Linked DNA regions of Homo sapiens: region 1 is linked to region 2. The links are chromatin loops, found by intact Hi-C in ENCODE. Cell type or tissue: GM12878. All regions are shown on one strand. Each heading gives the region's core, and the rest is flanking DNA. Links, peaks and the distances in the headings are about the cores only. Region 1 holds the start of LOC124902652 (a long non-coding RNA gene). Region 2 has its middle 140 kb from the start of BDNF.

What was found. A loop is a pair of places that touch in the nucleus more often than their neighbours do. Peaks named below come from ENCODE experiments on the same cell type or tissue, not always from the same donor. Only the 100,000 strongest peaks of a DNase experiment are listed, where the experiment ranks them.
Region 1: a loop joins it to region 2, with 2.4 times the contacts of the local background. A loop is called at or near these places in 4 of 110 quality-filtered maps.

The regions. Positions count from the first base shown.
Region 1 is chr11:27,720,436-27,725,818 of GRCh38, forward strand. It overlaps LOC124902652 (a long non-coding RNA gene), which reads left to right and starts at 1,807. Exons shown (of 2, transcript XR_007062633.1): 1 at 1,807-2,051; 2 at 5,343-5,383. It also overlaps a transcript of BDNF not described here. RefSeq lists an enhancer at 1,545-2,053. In GM12878, for the core only: a CTCF peak has its summit at 2,827; no DNase peak of the experiment used is centred there; H3K27me3 peaks cover 877 bases.
Region 2 is chr11:27,836,800-27,842,182 of GRCh38, forward strand. No RefSeq gene overlaps it. Among named protein-coding and RNA genes, the nearest start is that of BDNF, 140 kb to the left of the region's middle. In GM12878, for the core only: a CTCF peak has its summit at 2,872 (motif pointing right); a DNase peak (open chromatin) is centred at 1,292; H3K4me3 peaks cover 313 bases.

The DNA of each region.
Region 1 (5,383 bases), core at 51-5,050, 120 kb before region 2:
TTGCCAAGAGTCTATTCCAGCCTACACCGCTAGGAAGCCAACTTCAGCGAGCTCAATGAGGGGACCAAACTGGGGCTCGCTTTCCAAACGCTCCGCTCCAAAATCTGACTCTCTCTCCAGCCCCGATCTCAGTGTGAGCCGAACCTCAGAAAAGACGCTTTTTAAGGGCGACACAGGGTTGGCTTTACAGCGGGGCCAAGAAGACTACCTGGGGGTACCGCCACCTCGGACAAATCCGTTGGCTCTGTCCAAGGTGCTGAATGGACTCCTATCGCCCGGATTACACACCCGGCACAGCAGGAGGAAAAGGCTTAAAAATCTCTAATTAAGTGATACTTGATATTGCTCTAGACGGTTTCTTCCACTTCCTTACGGTTTGTCACGTGCGGATGGCTTTGCCAAAGCCATCCTGTTAATAGTTGATCACATGTTGATGAGAACCTTTTCTTCTACGAGAGGATTACCCATTACCGGTGATATGCACTTCTGACTTATTTCTCTCCCCCCAACCCCACCCCCCATCTACACCTAAACTCCCAGTCTTTACCCCACCCTTACCCCCACTCCACCCCCTAACCCCAACCTCTAACAGCATTATTGTTTTTAGATGGAAATTAACCCCCTTGCAAATGTCAATTACATGCCCACATATAAATCATAGAATATGATCATACACCATACACATTAAGGAAAAGAATAGAATGCAAGACTGCTGAGAGACAAGCATCAGCCTTGAACAACCAATATAACACACACCCCCCCACCCAGCTCCAAGTTTGTTCCACGCAGTTCCACATAGCTGTGTCAAATCTCAAATGATTCCAATTAAAGTTGCACTGTGTAAAAACCCGATTCCCCTGGCCTGAGTAGCTGCTGTTCTTTGGCGTGTGAAGTGCTAGGAAGAGCCGTGATATGCCCGTTGTTAAGCAACATGTCAAGATTTTTCAATTATAATGCAGGTTTTATTGCTACTCACCATTGTGCCTTTGCTGTCCTGGAGACTCAAGTGTCTTAAAATCTCGTCTCCCCAACAGATGCTGGAAGGTAATGTGTCTTGTTTGAAGTCATCATGTGAGAAGTTCGGCTTTGCTCAGTGGATCGCCCACCACTTGGTGTGACTTATGAATCTAATAACCCTTTGCAATATCCGCAAGCTTAAACTCTCAACCACCTTGGCGACTACAGAAGACAAAGCAACTGGCATCGATGTCGAAAAACCTATAGATTTACGCAAACGCCCTCACTCCGAGAGACACGTTTCCTTTTGAGTTCTTACGTGATTCTAATGAATGAGCGAGGTTACCAATGATTGCCCAACTGCCCTGCTATGTAGCAGGTGTTTCCTAGGGCTGCCTTCTAACCGCCCGTTACTGGGTCCTGGCACTGAAAGTTCCCAGAGAAAGTGAGGAGTTTCAGGGTACCCCTGTAAAAAAAAAAACTCAGCCTGCACACCGCTCCCTTGCCCACTACGCAGGTCACACCTGGGGCTCCGGCGAAGCTGAATTCGGCTCGGGAGATTTCCCTGTCGCCAGGTAAGAAAACCTTCGCCTTGTCAGGCTAGGGCGGGAAGACCGCTGGGGAACTTGTTGCTTATCAGCGCCGGCAGACTACCGCTTTAATAATAATACCAGAAAAGCGCAGCAGGGAGGGGGTGGGGGGCGGCAACGGCGACGACTAACCTCGCTGTTTACGTGACCGACTCACTGTGACTCTCTGGGTAAAAAAAGGAAACTTCTTAGAAAAGTTCGTGCCCCTCCCCCTCCCCCATCATGACTAAGGGTCTCCAGCCGATGAGGTCGTGAGTGATGATCAAATGGGGACTGGGGGGAGGGGGGCGAGTAAGTGACTTGTCCTTGGGAACATCTGCATGCGTCGAAGCGCGAACCAGCCCAACAACTTTCCCTTTTCCTCTTAGGTACTGATGACTAGGCGAGAGGCACCAAGGCGAGCCACTAGTTGCCCACAGGAACCTGTGTAAGCCGAGCTCTCGAGCGGCTGAGTTGAATGAAGTTATGACTGCGTTTGCTCTAATGGGTTATGGCTTCCCAAATGTGAGTTAACAGCCCCGGTGCGCAGCTAGGTCGGAAGGCGAGCCGCGGAGAGCGGAGCCGCGGGCCAAGGCAGGGACGGGAGGGGAGGCGGCAGGTTGGGCGCTCCGCTGCTGCTCGGTGCTGCTTCCCCGGAGCCGCTTCCTCATCCTGCGGGGGCTGCCCCGCCGCCGGGGTGCCGGGGTGAGCGCGGCGGGAGCCAGGGCTGGGGTGGCGAACCTCGGAGGGGGCTCTCCCAGGAAGCCCTGCGGTTAGCGCCCGCGCTTCCCCACCAGTGGCTGCGCAAGCTGGGAAGCGAAGAGGTCACGTGTTGGCGGAAAGTAACTTGGAGGCGAAAGGATGAACTTTGAGAAGAGGAAAAAAAGCACAATGAAACAAACTACCCCCTTGGAGTGTCTAATAGAGGGGGAGGCGGGAGGGGGGGCGGAGGGGCGCCGCTCTCCGCGGGAGATGTGGGGACGACTCCGGAAATCTCGGGAAATAGGCAATAACTCGAGCTTTGGCAACGTCCCCCAGCCTAGGGAGGCGCTAACGCAAGGTATCTTTCCACTGAAGCTGCCCTTTGCCTACCCTCAGCCATCGCTAGCACAGCAGAGCAGAAGAACCAGGGATGAATGTAGACCAGTTGTTATGGAGATGTCCGTCGCTCTGAGGAGCGCTAGTGCCCTGGGAAGTCCCCAGACGCATTTCAGGTTTCGTCGTTTTGGCACTGACACCATGATTTTACTCGCTCTGAGTTCCCACCAAGGGGAGCCCACCAACGGCGTCACAGGCCCTGGCCGTGGCGCTATTGACTGCAGGGATGAGGCACAGCGATGCTGCAGAAGATGGTGGATAGCTCTTAAGTTTCAGACCACCCAGCCCTTTCCAATTTCCAGTTTCTTTATTCCAGTCAAAAGTGCTTTGTTTGAATATCATTCTTGCTTGCTTATGTAGAAAAATCTTACTTACACGATAGGATGATTAGAAGCAACAGAACATAAGCATTCAGTGGCTGCTTCAAGGTCCTCCCTCTCCCATCCCAGAAATGCCTTCCTTATGGAAAATAAGTTTTACTTCCCAATTATGTGCATGGACCTCTGTTCATTGCAGCCCCCATTGGTACTGGGTTATTATTATTAGCAGTAAGTCTAGTGTTGAGTTCATGCTTCTCTAGAAATGTTTCCAAAGTCAAACAGGCTTATCTTAGGCTCCAGATAAAATATCTGTATACAAAAGCTTCCTGGTTCTCATTAGGAGTAGTTCTAGATTTGCCAGGCTCCTGGAGACCTGAGATGGGTCCTTATGAAAGGATTTCAGAAACCCTCACAGTCATCAACACAACAGTTCTCGCCAAATGAAAGGACTGCTCAAATTGCCCACAAACTGCCACTTTTTGTCCATCCATGAATTAGCCAGCAGATGCTGCCCTAAGACTGGGACAGCTGGTACATACCATTCTCAGAGGTCTTGGGGTACAGGCTTTGTGGACAAAACTGGTTTTTTGAGAATGGAATCCATAATGCTGTTAATAACTTTCCTTGCCTACTGACAAATTCAATGACTAGCACAGATCTGCAATCTTGAAAAGACATAAGGAGATGACCACTGTATATGAACATATTATTCCCCATTGCCATCAATGTGATATATTTTTCTGACTCTTTTGTCAACAGTTTGTGGTCTGTATAGAAACTATCAGCTACTCCTCTGCTGGATCTTTATTCTGAAAATTATATCTTACAGTGGGATACCCTGAATTGTTGGTGTAGGTGCCTGAGGATTCAGAACATGAATGACTGATTAGTTTGAAATCATTTAGACACATGATTGTACTGAAGATATTTCCCAAGAAATATGTTTAACCAGTGCTCTTATTTCTTGGAACCATTACTAAAACCTCCAACTCAGGGACCAAAATGATGGACAAGAGTTGCTAAATAATAAGGGTTGATATAGGGAGCTAGGGAGAGTGGTGAAGATATGGTGTTTGCCATATATCTATATATACCTATTCCCACTTTGGATTTCTCAGTGATCTGATAGACAATTCTCTTCTCTTGGTGCACTATCAACTCTCCAACCTTTTATCTCCATCCACTCACTTACATAATTTTTTTCCATCTGCAGAAATCCAGTGTCTAATGTAAGTAAAGATTGCCATAATTTCATTTGTTAAGATAGATGCCAAGCACTGTATGTGTCACAATTTTCATCTCAGTAGCACTTATTCCTGGGGTTATCTTATTTTTTCATACAACCCCAATCAGCTGTGATATGAATATCACACTTCTCTGGCTCATTTGACCCCATTTATATTTAGTAATGGCAAGAACATTTCAGACTGAATAGTGAACAAATCTTATTCCTTAAGGATCACTACCTAACAACATGACCAAACTTAAAGCAAAATGTATTAATACAACCTAGAAGGAAGGATTTTTGCTTTCAAAATATGGGTATTGCACTCCTTATAGATGAGCTGTTTAATATTCACAGTTTTCTACCTATGCCACAGTTATAAAGCTTGTTCTTTGCCCACATCTTTATGAAGATAGGTTCAAAAATTAATACGAGGCTCATCAGTATTAGGAGGCACAAAAACTTCACTCAGTAGATGTGTAGTCTTGGAATTGGTGGGAGATGGGTAACAAAGCAGGAGTCTACAAAGTCAGAAATGAAAGAGAACTCCTTTTTCTTAGAAAACTAAGAAATAATTGGAGTACCTCTTAAGACAAAGTCCACTGTCTTTATTTCTAAAAGGAAATTCAGTAAGTCACTTTTAATAGGATGGTTTGTGTATTCCTTACTATATATCAAGGAAGACAAAGATGAGATAGTACTTCCATTCTTTTCTCCCAACTTGTCTTTCCAAATCTATTTGGTTGTAGTTAATTTCCAGGCTCTCCATCTCACCTGGAGTTGGATAGATTATTTCCATCCTTCCTTCCCACTCTTACTTCTCCTTCCTTTTCAGTACTTATTCTGTGCCAGGGACTCTGATGGGACTGGTGATCCACATGTTAACAATTCTCTACCTAAAGTATCTCAGAAGTTAAAGAGTGCTTGGTTAATAATAGCTGAGAGGTCAACAGTGCCTTCCCCTTCATTACCTCAGGATCACTTGTTACAATCAATGCAGAAGAGTAGTCACAGAGAAGCTCCTGATGGTGATATAATTGCTATCTTGGAGCCTAAAAAACAAAAAACAGGTAGCAAAAGCCTTCTGTTTATGATATAAGAAGAGCTTCTGACCAGGTAGGAAGAAAGATTGGCTCTCTTAGTCACTTCCTGATCTCTAATGGTTCTCCACAGGTAATAGAAGGAGAGGCAAAGAATCACGACACACAATTTGG
Region 2 (5,383 bases), core at 232-5,231:
AACTCCTATTCACCTTCCTAGTCTCAGCCTAATTGTCTCTTCCTGACTCTCACCCTCATATCACCCTGCCTTTCTCCCATAGAGTCGAAGGCAACCAGTGACAGAAGGAGTGCAGTAGTAATGAGTAAGAACGAGGATGCTGGAATGGAGCTCCACCAGAACAGGAAGCTCCATGGGCAGGGATTTTTGTGTTTTGTTCATTGCTGTGTGCCTACAGCCCAGAACAGTGCATGGCACATAGTAGACACACATTAAATATTAGTTAAAAGAATGAATAAATGGAGTCAGACTTTTGCATTCGAATCCTGGTTACACCACTTACCAGCTGTGAGTTAGTAAATTACTCAGCCTCTCTGTGCCTCGGTGTCCTTATCTATAAAGTCAGGTACTAATATGGGCCTAATGGGGTTGTTCTGGAGAGTAGAAGAGTTGATATGGGCAAAACATTTAGAATTGTGTCTTGCTTAGAGGTGTTTTTCAAATCAGTACTACAGAGGTTCCCCAAAATTTGGTATGTATTTAATTTTAAATATACTCTAAACTATATTAAAAACTGCAATTTACAAAAGGATACACACTCAAAACTGTCCCATATCAACATTAACACACAGCAAAACACCAGTGCCTCAACTTGCCTTCCTCTTGTTGACCTTAAATCTGGTAAATGATCTGATCTAAATTTTTAATATAAAGCTATACTAGCAAAATATCTCATCCCTTTGTTGGAGCTCTAAGGAGAGATTTCACTTGAAAATAGAGTATATTTTCTGGAGAAGATGACTGAGACCATGCTTATCTACTCTGATTGGTACATGATAGGATTTGATGCCATACACTTCCAAACATACGCAAAAACAGCAAAGTTTGACATATTTGAAGGAATAGCCTTGTTCCAGCTGGAAGGAAGAGAGGGCAGTCATGATTTGTTAAAATCGCCAGTGTCTTTGACCTCGTGTTCTACTGCAGTTACAAAATGTGAGGCATCAAGATGGTGTCAGTCTTCATCTCTGCCCACCCAATGGAAAGGAACTTGTTCCAGAAATGGTAAACTGATAGAATGCTCTTTCACAAGGAATACCTTGGCCGGTCCCCTTGAGCTGTTTTTATTCATTTATTCCAGAAATGAGAAGTAACAACCTACCATACTACAGGTATCATGCTGGGTGCTGAGGTTGTAGTGGTGAGGAGAACAAGGCAGACAAGTTCCCACTGTCATTGAGCATAGGGCTCTCAGGAAAGAAAGGTGTTAAACAATAAGAGGAAGTATGAAAAGTCCTATGACAAAGGAAGTAAGCACTCTACCATGAGAGCTGGAGTAACTCAGGTCTAAAGGGGACTTTCCTGGACTGTCCAGAGAAAGAAAGACTTAAGCTGACATCTCAACATAAGTTGGAGGAGTTGGTTCAGTGAAAAGAAAATGCAGAGAGGTCAGGAACAGAACAATATTCCAGCTGGGAGAAGGGCATGCATGAAGGCATAGAAACCAGAGAGCATACCACGTTTGCAGAAGTAAAAGAAACTGAGTATGGCTTAACCCTAGAGCTGGTTCTGTCACTATAACAGCCCTCATTTTTCAACATGCTTACTGGTCTATCACTCAATGTATTTCTTGGCCTTTAATTCCCTTCCTTCCTTCTTTCCATCCTCCCTCCCTTCCCTCCCTCCCTCCCCCGCTTCCTTCCTTCCTTCCTTCCTTCCTTCCATCTTTCTCTTTCTTTCCTCTCTTTCTTTCTTTTCTTTCTCTTTCTTTCTTTCTTTTCCTTCTCTTTCTTTCTTTTCCTTCCTTCCTTCCTTCTTCTTTCTTTTCTCTTTTCTTTCATTTCATTCCTTTTTAAAATTTCAACTCTCCTTTGATTGCTGCCTGTCCCATTACAATATCCACTTTTCCAGATGGTCGCTACTCTTTGCCATATGTCCAACGCACCTTCAACTTTTTGATCTTCTCCAACGTCTCTGACGTTGCTTTCCAATCTTGGTATAAATGACACCTTCTTGTCTGGTGGCTGCCCCAGAGCTTTTCTCATCTGTCTTTCAAGGGACTCAGGTTTCACACCCACAGATAGCAATCTTCAAAGAGAGATTGACCCAGCGTAATAAACTTTCCAGGCTGGCCTTTGCAAAATGAAGTAAAGTCTTTGATCCCTCTCTGGTTGCCCCTTGGAATGAAATGAACCTTTTGAAGTAAAGTTCGGCACACTAAGAAATGACAAAACAGGGCCAGGGGAGTTACAAGGTTAAGACAAGGATGATGCTGCATGTAGGTTATTTTGTTAAAGTATGGATTTGGAGAGATTATCCAAGAACCTAGTTTAGGTTTAGGCTGTCAAAATTATCATCAGAAACTAGTTAATAATTCAAGCTGAAAGATCTTCCCCCACTATCCTGGCTGTGTGCACCAGGGTGGCAATTCCAAATCATTACACATTGTCCCCGTAAGAACTTTCCAGAATGTATTCCAGATGCCATACAAATCAATACTCAGATTCATTTTGCACAGTCCACAAATATACACTATCTGCCTTCTAGAATTACACCTACAAACACATGGGTCTTGCCTGTGAAGTTTATGCAACAGTGGACAAACAACAGGGCCATCTGAACACCAGCTCTCAACAACACTGAAGCCTTATGATTCACATCAACAAGGAAGGGAATCCCAAAATGCCAAGTTCACTTTGTAATCAGGTTTACCAGGCAGGAATCGTTAAGAGTTGCTCCAAGGCCTGGAAACTAGCCTCCAAATAATTCAATCCACAGTTTTCTCACTAAATCAGCTACATGTGCTAAAGACCAGTTAAAGCATGTGTTAATTAGCTATCCCCCAGATGAAGACCACAACCAGCCTCAACCAGGAAGTGTGATTACACGGTGCTCAATTCTATCACTTCCAGTTGCCAGTAGGTGGCACAAATTCAAAAATATTTTAAATTTCAGCTTTCTTTTTAAGTAGGTCCAAATGTGTCAAACCCAATCTTTGATGCTCTTGCCACATCTGTGTGAGATTAGAAGCAGTGAGAGAAATGTTTGTGAAGGGGATGGATATAACCAACTTCAATTTACCATGTTTTTAAGTAAGTTTGGCAATTTCCCTGGAGGGTGTGAAAAAACCTTGTGGTACAAAGCATTTGATCCATTGTATTATTTTTACAACTCATCATAAGGAATTGCTCTGTTGCGTAGATTTTATTCTCTTGCCAACTCTTGGGTCCTGGGTCTTTTTATTGTCTGTCCACACTCAACACTCTTGAGTTTTGAAATATTATAGTTCAAACTTTTCCAAAGAGGATGAAGCTGGCAGCTTCTGATGGACAGTCACTCTCTTCTTAGTCTACAAGATAGACGTCTAATAGGTGTCAAGATTTTTTAACTCTCAAAAAGAAGCTTTTGTAAAATGCATTTTTATTATGCATTCAGTAGGCAGAATTATGTGGAAATGAGAACTGGGAATGTGAAGAAATCAAATTTCAATTCATGGAAAAAAATCTGAAATAAATATTTAAATTAGGATCTGCAAACTATGGTTTGTAGGCTTTCAAGCTGGGTCATTTGAAAGCAAAAGGAAACATACAGTGTAGGAGACACAGCAAAAAGTTTTCTGTCTTATAGAACCGAAGAGAAAAACCTAGTATCTGTATGTTTAAAAAAAAAATTGGAAAGATGAATCAAGCAACACTCAGAAGCCCCTTAGAGGTTTTGAAAGATTAATGGGTTCTGTCAGCAACTTTCAAATTCTTCAGGAAAGACTACCATAAAAACAAAAAGTATTTTGGTTATTAAGGGTTTCTTTCTGGTGATACCAAAGAATCAATTCACATGTACCTATATGTATACATATATATGTAGAGGTATATATTTTTCATGTATACTTTCTATGCACAGTTTTCCCAGGTTATTAGCTTTTTGCTCCCTCTTGATGTATAGAGAAGCAAGACTCAGACTGATTTCATTTCAAACAGATATTGAATTTCTACCCATCAGCTATGGTGAGATTTTCCCCAAGCCAGCTTCCTCACTTAGTGGTTCCATCCCTGGGTGATCTGCCAATTACCACACCAGGTTATTACTGTGACTGTTTAGGTTTGGAAGCAAAGAACTAGTCCCAGATTGCCCTACGTTGTTGATTACTCCTACCTAGCACAGTGTAATTCAAAATATGGTCCCTTGAGCAGTAGTAGCAGTCTTACTTAAGAACTTGTTAGAAATGCAAATTTTAATTTTAAAAAATTCCCTACTATATATTGACAAATAATTGTGTATATTTATAAGGTACAAAGTGATGTTATATGTATACAATGTGGATACATTGTATACATATAACATGTAGAAAGGAATATACCACTATTCTACTCTGCTACTGTGAGTTTGATTGTTTTAGATTTCCTCTGTAAGTGAGAACATGCATTATTTGACTTTCTGTTCCTGGTTTAGCATAGTGTTCACTTAGCATAATGTCCTTCAGATCCACCCATCTTGTTGAAAATGATAGAATTTCCTTCTTTTTTTAAGGTTGAGAAGTATATCTTTGTGTATATATGCCACATTTTCTCCATTCATTTGTTGATAAACACTTAGGTTGATTCTATAACTTGGCTATTGTGAATAATGCCTAAATTGTACATAGGAGTGCAGATATCTCTTCAATGCACTGGTTTTAAATCTTTTGAATATATATCCAGAAGTGGAATTGCTAGATCACATGGTAATCCTATTTTCAGTTTGTTGAGGAACCTCCATGCAATAAATATGGCTGAAAAAAAGGAAAAAATATAGTGATGACTCTGGGGAGCCACCACATTCTCAGCTTCTTCTAGGCAGCTAAGAATATTTTAAGGAAAATTAAAATTTTTACCTTTGTAGAAAACAAAGCACACCTTAGGGTTTCCTTTCTCTTCCTACTAATCCCCAGTTTCCTTGTCTTGATCTATGTAGCTTCCTTCTCCCTTACCAAGGATTACATTCCTTGGTAATCCCAAGCTCAAAGAGCTTCCCAGATTATGGCTGGGGAACAAATAACCACCCCACATAATAGAAGGAAGTTTATCAATGGAATCATTAGACAAAGCTGAAACCAGATACTTCAACTAGATCTTAAGAACTTAATCTTCTTGCCTCTGTTTTTCCCCAGGTAGGTTTTTATTCTCAGGCAATTTTCTTCATATTCTGGCCTCCAGATTCCCAGGTTTTTATTCTCAGGCAATTTTCTGCATATTCTGGTCCCCAGATTCCCAGGCTTGATTCCAACCACATCTAGTGATCTTTTTAAGACCAGCAGAAAGACAGCATCTTATTCTCAATGTTTCCAGTAAAGTCCCTGGTCATAGTGACCATTTCTGAATCAATCCTTGTAGCCAGAAGGTTAGAAAATTTGGACTGGAAAAGTCTA